Linked DNA regions of Homo sapiens: region 2 is linked to region 1. A link is a loop called in an ENCODE intact Hi-C map of the cell type or tissue named here. Cell type or tissue: PC-9. All regions are shown on one strand.

Region 1 (5,000 bases):
TATATAATGTCCCTCTTTGTCTTTTTAAACTCGTTGCTTTAAAGTCTGCGTTGTCAAATATAAGAATAGCGACTCCTGCTTGTTTTTAGTGTCTGTTTGTATGGGATATCTTTTTGCACACCTTTACCTTATGTGAATTCTTATGTGTTAGGTGAGTCTATTGAAGACAGCAGATACTTGGTGGGCGAATTCTTATCCATTCTGCCATTCTGTATCTTTTAAGTGGAAGATTTAGGACATTTACATTCAACATTAGTATTGAGAAGTAGGTAGTATTCTATTCATTGTGCTAGTTGTTGCCTGGATACATTGTTGTTGTTGTTTTCATTGTTATTGTTTTATAGGTCCTGTGAGATTTATCCCTTAAGGAAGTTCAATTTTGGGGTATTTCAAGAATTTGCTTCAAGATTTAGAGCCTTTTTAGAGGTTCTTGTGGTGCTGGTGTGGCAGTGTTGAATTCTCTCAGCATTTGTTTGTCTGGAAAGACTGTATCTTTCCTTCACTTACGAAGCTTAGTTTTGCTGGATACAAAATTCTTGGCTGATAATTGCTTCCTTTAAGGAGGCTAAAGATAGGAACTCAATGCCTTCTAGCTTGTAGGGTTTCTGCTGAGAAATCTGTTGATCTGGTAGGTTTTCCTTTATAGGTTACCCAATGCTTTTTCCTCACAGTTCTTAAAATTCTTTTCTTTGTTTTAACTTTAGATTACTTGGACTATATGCTTAGGCAATGATCTTTTTGCAGTGAATTTCCTGGGTGTTCTTTGAGCTTCTTGTATTTGAATGTCTTAATCTCTAGCAAGTCCAGGGAAGTTTTCCTCGATTATTCCCTCAAATATGTTTTCCAAGCCTTTAGATCTCTCTTCTTCCTCGGAAACACCAATTATTCTTAGGTTTGGTTGTTTAACATAATCCCAAACTTCATGGAGACTTTGCTCAGTTTTTACAATACTTTTTTCTTTGTCTTTGTTGGATTGGGTTAATTTGAAAGCCTTGTCTTCGAGGTCTGAAGTTCTTTCTCCTACTTGTTCTATTCAATTGCTGACACATTCCAGTGTATTTTGCATTTCTCTAAGTGTGTCCTTTATTTCCAGAAGTTGTGATTGTTTTTTATTTATGCTGTCTATTTCTGTGGAGATTTTTCCATCCATATCCTGTAACATATTTTGATTTCTTTATGTTTGTGTTCACCTTTCTCTGGTGCCTCCTTGAGTAGTTTAATAATTAACCTTCTGATTTTTTTTTTCTGGCAATTCAGAGATTTCCTCTTGGTTTGGATCCATTGCTGGTGAGCTAGTATGATCTTTTGGGGGTGTTACAGAACCTTGTTTTGTCATATTGTCAGAATTGTTTTTCTGGCTCCTTCTAATTTGGATAGATTTGGGTATATTATGTCAGAGGGAAGATCTGGGGCTCAAGGGCTATTGCTCGAATCTTTTGTCCCATGGGGTGCTCCCATGATGTGGTGTTCTTCCCCTTCCCCTAGGGATAGGGCTTCCCAAGAGCCAAATTGTAGTGATTGTTATTTCTCTTCTGGGTCTAGCCACCCTGTGGGGCTACCAGTCTCTAGGATGGTACTGGGGAGTGTCGGCAAAGAGTTGTGTAATGCGATCTGTCTTCAGGTCTCTCTGCCATGGATACCAGCACCTGCTCTGGTGGAGGTAGCAGTGGAGTGAAGTAGACTGTGAGAGTCCTTGGTTATAGTTTTGTTTAGTGTGCTAGTTTTGTGTTTATTGGTCCCCAGCCAGGAGGTGTTGCTTTCAAGACAGCATCGATTGCATTAGCATAGGGAGGATACAGGGTTGCCCTAGGGTTGCCTGGATAAGTTTCTCAGGCAGTGAGCAGGGCCATAGATCTCCCAAGAGATTATGTTCTTTGTCTTCAGCTACCAGGTTCATGGAGAAAGACCATGAGGTGTGGGAAGGGTTAGGAGTGTCTGAGTTCAGCCACTTCTTAAGTGGGGCTTGCTGCAGCTGCTGTGGGGGATAAAGGTGTGGTTCTCAGACAGATGGAGTTATGTTACAAGGGGGATTATGGCTGCCTTTTCTGAGTCATACAGGCCATCAGGGAAGTGGGGGAAAGGTGGCAGTGACAGGCCTCACCCAGCTCCCATGCAACCCAAAAGGCCAGTGTCACTCCTACAGTGCTCCCCCAACAGCACCAAGCTTATTTCCAGGCAGCAGGTGAGGTGAGCAGAGCTGAGAACTTGCTCCAGGCTAAAAGCCTCCCTGCTGAGAATGCAAGCAGGGCTTTCAGGTTTTAGGCCTACCCCGATGCAGTTTTTGTGCTTGTATCTGCACTCCCTGTTCACCTTCTCCCCTGGATTCTGTCCAGGACACTTAACATTTGGTCAAAATTGTTACAAAGCTCATCTGGAAGTTTTCTTCTCCCCGTGGCCTTTCCCCGTGGAATTCCATTTTGATTCACTTATAGTGTATTTGAGTGAATCTTTTTGAATAAAATTTTAGGAGTAGCTATAGGCATTTATATATGTACATGTGTATGTGTATATATATATGTACATATATACATAAGTGTGTGTATATATATGTATGTGTATATATAACTTATGACTATTTACCAGTTTGAGTGTAGACACCATGCCATGCCTCCTTTGAAGTTTCTTTCTTCCTTTTATTATTATTTTTTTTAACAGTCTCACTCTGTCACCCAGGCTAGAGTACAGTGACACAATCTTGGCTCACGGCAACCCCCACCTCCTGGGCTCAAGCAATCTTTCCATTTCAGCTTCCTGAGTAGCCGAGACTACAAGCATATGCCACCAAGTCTGGCTAATTTTTGTATTTTTGGTAGAGACAGGGTTTCACTTGGGCTCAAGTGGTCTGCCTGCCTTGGCCTCCCAAAGTGCTGAGATTACAGGTGTAATCATTACACCCAGCCTCTTTAAGTTTCTTCACCCTTCTACACATAAAATTGTCTCAACAGGAAAAGAAAAAGTGAAGTCTATGATATCTATAATATTTACCCATATTTTTTCTCTTTCCATTGTCCTTCCTTCCTTTCTGATGTTCCAAAGTTCCTTCTTTTATCATATCCTTTCTGTTTAGGGAAGGTCTCTGATATAATTTGTCCTCTCCAAATCTCATGTTGAAATGTCATCCCCAATGTTGGAGGTGGGACCTGTTGGGAGATGTTTGGATCATGGGGGTGGATCTTTCCATGAATGGCTTGACACCCTCCCTGTGGTAATGAGTGAGTTCCCACTCTATTAGTTCATGCAAGATCTGATGTTGCAGGAAGTCAGGGACCCAGAATGGAGGGACCAGCTGGAGCCACGGCAGAGGAACATAAATTGTGAAGATTTCATTTTAATATGGATGTATATCAGTTCCCAAAATTAATACTTTTATAATTTCTTACGCCTGTCTTTACTGCAATCTCTGAACATAAATTGTGAAGATTTCATGGACATTTATCAGTTCCCAAATAATACTCTTATAATTTCTTATGCTTGTCTTTACTTTAATCTCTTAATCCTATTATCTTCATAAGCTGAGAATGTACGTCACCTCAGGACCACTGTTGTACAAATTGATTGTAGAACATGTGTGTTTGAACAATATGAAATCTGATTGTAAAACATGGGTGTTTGAACAATGTGAAATCAGTGCACCTTGAAATCAAACAGAATAATAGTGATTTTAGGGAACAAGGGAAGACAACCAAAGGTCTGACTCCCTGCGGGGTTGGGCAGAATACAGCCATATTTTTCTTCCTGCAGAGAGCCTATAAACGGACGTGCAAGTAGGAGAGATATCACTAAATTCTTTTCCTAGCAAGGAATATAATATAAAGACCCTAGGAAAAGAATTGCATTCCTTGGGGGAGGTCTATAAATGGCCACTCTGGGAGTGTCTGTCTTATGCGGTTGAGATAAGGACTGAAATATGCACTGGTCTCCTGCAGTACCCTCAGGCTCACTAGGGTGGGGAAAAACCCCACCCTGGTGAATTTGAGGTCAGACCAGTTCTCTGCTCTCGAACCCTGTTTTCTGTTGTTTACGATGTTTATCAAGACAATACATGCACAGCTGAACATAGACCCTCATCAGTAATTCTAATTTCACCCTTTGCCTTGTGATCTTTGCTTTGCCCTTTGCCTTATGATCTTTATTGGCCTCAGAAGCATGTGATCTTTGTGACCTACTCCCTGTTCATACACCCCCTCCCCTTTTGAAGTCCTTAATAAAAACCTGTTGGTTTTGTGGTTCAGGTGGGCATCACGGACCTACCAATATGTGATGTTACCCATGGCTGCCCAGCTGTAAAATTCTTCTCTTTGTACCCTTTTCTCTTTATTTCTCTGACCAGCTGACACTTAGGGAAAATAAAAAGAACCGACTTTGAAATATTGGGGGCTGGTTCCCCCGATAATCTGATTGTTAAAAGAGCTTGGCATCTTCCCCCTCTCTGTCTTGCTTCCTCTCTTGCCATGTGATGCACTTGCTCCACCTTCATTGTCCACCATGAGTAAAAGCTTCCTGGGGTTCTCACTAGAAGCAGATGCTGGCACCATGCTTCTTGTACAGCCTGTATAACCATAAGCCAAATAAACCTGTTCTCTTTATTAACTACCCAGTCTCAGGTATTTCTTTAAAGCAATGCAAAACAGACTAACACATTCTCTTGATTTTCTCTTGATTGTTGATTTTCTCCCACTGCTTTCAAGATATCTTCTTGGTCTTTAATTTTCAGAAGTTTAATTATGTGTCTTGGTGTGGATTTCTTTTGGTTTATCTTGTTTGAAGTTCTCCCAGAATCTTGTATCCGGAGGTTTATGTTTTTGGATAAATTTTTTTAAAAGTCAGAATTATTTATTTGGGGATATTTTTACCCCACTATCTTTTCCCTTTTTTTCTGTCAGTCTAATAATGCAAATGTTCTATCTTTTGATATTGTCCACAGAACTCTGAGGTTGTATTAAGTTTTTAAGTCTATTACTCTCTGTTCAGAGTGAGTAATTTCTGTTGTTCTAAGTTCA
Region 2 (5,000 bases), 200 kb before region 1:
GAGACAGAGTTTCACCATGTTGGCCAGGCTGGTCTTGAACTCCTGACCTCAAGTGATCCGCCCTCCTCGGCCTCCCAAAGTGCTGGGATTACAGGCGTGAGCCACTGCACCTGGCCAGAAATTTTATTTTTGAAATTAGTTTTTGAATAGAATAATTTTATGGTCTATCAATAAAATAATCAATTTGCAAGGCAACACATAAATCTTAAGAAAATTATTTAGTTTTTCTTACTGTTAGATCCTCCTTCCACTCTCAAAAGTGTCCCAATTTGAATGGTATATTATATGGTTGTGCTTGCATTGTGTTTGCCATGAACAGAATTCATGAATATTCTGGTGTTCCACCTTTCAGGTGGATGGTAGTTTTGTACTTCTCTGCTCTGCTTGTAATCAGTTATGGCCATATGACATACTTGGACCAGTGAAAGGTGAGCAGAAGTAATGTGTGGCATCTTTAAGAGCCAATGCATGCTTACCCTCCCCTTTCTGCTGCAGTGATCATGGAAGCATATGTCAAATAGAAGTTTATGTCAGGTTGCAACCTCTAATGGTGATGGCCTGGAGCATAGCTCCTAGCAATGCTGCATTAGAAATAAATAAGGGAGTGTTGTAAATAAATTCACACATTGATCTTCGTGTTGTTAAACCACTGAGATATTGGGATTATTTATTATGTAGCAAAACTTCACCTACCCTCATTGATAAAACTTAAAAAATTAAAAAAAAATTTTTTTTTTTGAGACAGGATTTCACTTTTGTTGGCCAGGCTGGAGTGCAAAGGCGCTATCTCGGCGCTATCTTGTCTCACTATAACCTCTGCCTTCTGGGCACAAGCAGTTCTCCTGCCTCAGCCTCCTGAGTAGCTGGAACTACAGGAGTGTGCCACCACAACTAGCTAACCCAGCTAATTTTTTTGTAGAAACAGGGTTTTGTCACATTGCCCAGGCTGGTCTTGAACTCTTGAGCTCAAACCATCTGCCTGCCTTGGCCTCTCAAAGTGCTGGGGTTACAGGCAATCGTGCCCGGCCTCATAACACTTTAAAATAAGTTAATCTATTAATTAATAAATTTAGACCTCAACTGGTCTCAAACCTGGGGCAGTTTATAAACAGCAAGATACAATAAAATATAGGGGGTTGGGCAAAGGGAAAATAGGGGTATGAAAATAAAAATGTTGGAGGTAAGATTAATCCTCAAACTGCAATCCTGTGTATGCATTCCCAGCGATGGGCCACCAATTAGTCTATAAACTTCTTAGCAGCAAAGGCAAATAGGGAAATCTGAGCAGTAGCAGCACCCATAGGATAATAACAAACCAGATTCTTAGGAAAAATCTTAGACAACAGTGGGGCAATGTGTCAAGAACTGGATGGCTTTCCTTCCAAAACTCAATCGGAGTGTCTCCCAATGGCTCTTTCTCACACCAGTTCCCAGTGCAAGCAGGGGCCACAGTGACAATATCCAAGTCAGGAAAAAAGAATGGGAGGTGGTGGTCAAAGGATACAGGCTGGACAAACAGCTTTGACGACCTGGCCGAATTTAACATGAACATTCCAGAATCTATAGCATGAGTGGGTGTCTTTTAGTCTATCCTTCCGTAAATGAGTGAATGAATGAATGAATGAATGAATGAATAAATAAATAAATAAATAAATAAATAAATATTTCCTGATGCGGCCTCTTTTAACAAAATTGTCTAGGAAGGAATTTGGTTATATTCCCTGGCAAGGTCCTGGGGCTGAATCAGACCTGGCTCCTACCCACCAGAAGCTTCCCCTCCAATGACAGGGCAAGATACATAGACAAACACCCATAGCATGGAATGAATTATGGGAAGAAAGCCCTGTCCATGCAGTATGCCCTGGGGGCCCTGAGAAGTCATGATGGCTCTCATGAGTGGTAACTGAGTCATTCCCCAAAAGGGACATGATTGGCCCTGGAGGTCTGTGTCTTGGCAGCTATTTAAGGTGTCTGAGTGCTTGGCATTGCTGTCTGTGAACAGCTTCATATCCAAGGACCATCTAAAAGGCCTGAGGGAAGAACATGCTGTGTTGAATAAGCCACAATGGCAATGAAGCCAGCTGTGCCTAGGCAGCCACAGTGTCCTCAGTGAGCTCGAGGGAGGAACATCAGCCAGGGCTGGATGAGGCCTATGAACTGATGACCTCAAGACTGGAATGTTTGCAAGAGTCTATTTTTGTTTCAGATAAAACCAGAAACAATGAGCCACTTGGGGAGCCAGCCTCCTGGAGATTGATGGTGAGGGGGCGAGCTGAAGCTCACTGGGGAAGTATGTGTGGCTCTCCGCTCACCCATATATTTCCCTGCAGAGCAAAGGCTGGGTGATGACTAGAACAGGGAAATCCAGTTCAGGCCAAGGCAGGGTCTACAGAGGCCGGGTGCTCTTTCACAAACACATTCAGTGTCTCTATCCATCCCTTCATCTATGTATGCCCCTCCACCCCGGAGCTTCACCTAGTACGCAGCTGGTGTCTGGTCCTGTTCTTGGCTAAGAGGGTAAGACAGGAGAAGGTATAGGCCTTGTTCTCAGGAGAAGACCCCCCAGGCAGAACACCACCAAGGAAAGCACCTGACCCAAGTGAGAAGCCATTTGGAATTCAGGGTCCTGGAACTTCATTCATTGCTAACCCACCCTAATCAAGGAAAAACAATGTTTTCCCTTTAGAAGGCTTTTCTTCATCAATCCAAGAGCTGTTGATGGAGAAATCTGTGTGCCTGGCTCTGCACTTAGCAGGGTGTGTGGGTGGGGAGTGAAAGGGAGCACCTCTCCAGCTAAAGACTCTTGCATCCAGTTCTCAGAAGAGAGTTAGAGCACTAATTCTGGAGGTGGAAACCCAGACACCATTAATCACCCGAGGACTGCCTGTCCTCCATCACCTCCCCTCCACTGTGACACAAACCAGGACTTTTAAGGAGCTTGCTGAGAGCCACTCAGCTAATCAGAGGCAGATCTCCCAGACCTGTATTTCCCCCCTCCCGCCGACACCAGTGAAGAGCAATGGTTGCTCCTTCCTTCATCAAATAGTCCAGAAATGAAGGTGGTGGGGAGAGGTCCTTCACCCTCAGGCCATTCCCTAGCCCAGGCTCCCTTTCCTTCTTTGACCCTCCTGGCCTCATGGATCCCTGATCCTATACTCAACACCTATTAAGTAACCTTCACACCTGGAGGTTTCTAAAGCTCCCAGTGAGGAAGTCTGGACTTTGCTGGGGAAATCACACCTCCCTCTGCTGTCAATGCTAGGTCTGTCTTCACCCCAAGAAGAAGTGGGTTGGGCTCTGATGTCCCTGGCTGATGGCCACATTGCTGTGTGTTTCATGCTCATGTTCCCCTCTGAGTCTGTCTGAAGACAGAACAGAATCAGGACATGAGGAGACTCGGCTTCCAGCGGGACTTGCTGGCACCATTCATAGTGTCTGGGGAAGCATGTCAGTGATTTGGCAGGGCTGGGAACTGTGGGAGCCCCTCCATGAATGCGTCACTGCATGGGCCATTCCTGACTGCAAGGAGATGGTTTGGGAATCAGATGTGTTTAGTTTGCAGGGTTTTCAGATCTGACATCCAGAAAGACACCAGCTCAGAACCTGGTCCAGAGTGAGATGCAAGAGGGCCTGTTACAATGTTCAGATCCTGACTTCAAGGTGCTTTTATCCAGGATACCTAAAGTGTTTCCCTCATTGGTTAGAAATGATCAGTAGAAAGACTTACAGTGGGTTACTCAAGGTACTATTTGTAGTACCAACTTGGTATTAAGTGAGGTTTGTGTGCTATAATCTTTAACTGGTCTCATGTGTACCTTGTCTCCCCATGAAGAAACCACACTGGGTTGCCTTAAAACTCTATTTTGGGCCTGGCACTGTGGCTCACGCCTGTAATCCCAGCACTTTGGGAGGCTGAGGAGGGCGGATCACGAGGTCAGGAGATCGAGACCATCCTGGCTAACACGGTGAAACCCCGTCTCTACTAAAAATACAAAAAATTAGCCAGGCGTGGTGGCAGGCACCTATAGTCCCAGCTACTCAGGAGGCTGAAGCAGAAGAATGGCATGAACCTGGGAGGAGGAGCTTGCAGTGAGCTGAGATCGCGCCACTGCACTCCATTCAGCCTGGGCGACAGAAAGAGACTCCGTCTCAAAAAAAAAAAAAAAAAAAAAAGAAAAAACAAAAAAACCCCTCTATTTTGCATGTTCAAATGTCTATTGAAAAGATGTTTTGAGAGAAGCAAGACCCTCTCAAGAGAGAGGAAGTAGGATCAGCTTCCCCCAGCTCCTACAGGGATCATTCGTTCTTTCAATCGGCAGACACTGAGCCATCTCTGTCAGGTTTGGGCTGGTAGCAGGCTACAGAGATGAATTGGAAGTGATTCTGCCATTGAGGTGTGCGGATTCAAGTAGGTGAGATTGACATGTTTGTAAAACACCATAGTAACCTCAAGGCATGGGATGCTGCGTGGGAGGAAGGCTACGTTCTGAAACTGTTCAGTGGGTTGCTCCCTAGAAAGGGCTTCTTGAAGGAGGTATTGTGATGGCAAATTTTTGGTGCCAACTTGGCCATGGTGCTCAGATATTTGGTCAAACATTATTCTACATACTTCCATGAAGGTATTTTTAAAGATGAGATTAATGTTTAAATCAGTAGGCTTGAAGTAAAGCAGACCACCCTCCATAATGTGAATGGGCTTCATCCGATCAGTTGAAGGTCTTAAGAGCAAAGACTGACCTTGAAGCAAGGAGGAATTCTGTAGCAGATGACTTTTGGACTCACACTGCAGTTCATCCTGGGATCTCCAGCTGCTGCCAGACCCTGTAGATTTTGTACTTGTCAAGCCTCCGCAACTGCTTGAACCAATTCCTTAAAATAAATACCTCCCTCTCTCTATGTTTATATAGATACACATCCCATTGGTTCTGTTTCTTTGGAGAACCCTAATACAGGTATTAATGGCTGAGGGTGCCTTGGGGGAGTCATTGCTAGTTTATGGG

Evidence for each region. Peaks named below come from ENCODE experiments on the same cell type or tissue, not always from the same donor. Only the 100,000 strongest peaks of a DNase experiment are listed, where the experiment ranks them.
Region 2: it touches region 1 in a loop (16-fold over the local background); 1 of 110 quality-filtered maps calls a loop at or near these places.

Annotation. Positions count from the first base shown.
Region 1 is chr2:19,614,498-19,619,497 of GRCh38, reverse strand. No RefSeq gene overlaps it. Among named protein-coding and RNA genes, the nearest start is that of LINC01808, 150 kb to the right of the region's middle. In PC-9, no CTCF peak of the experiment used is centred here; a DNase peak (open chromatin) is centred at 1,987; H3K4me3 peaks cover 684 bases; H3K27ac peaks cover 4,713 bases.
Region 2 is chr2:19,816,638-19,821,637 of GRCh38, reverse strand. No RefSeq gene overlaps it. Among named protein-coding and RNA genes, the nearest start is that of LINC00954, 50 kb to the left of the region's middle. In PC-9, no CTCF peak of the experiment used is centred here; a DNase peak (open chromatin) is centred at 2,007; H3K27ac peaks cover 1,422 bases.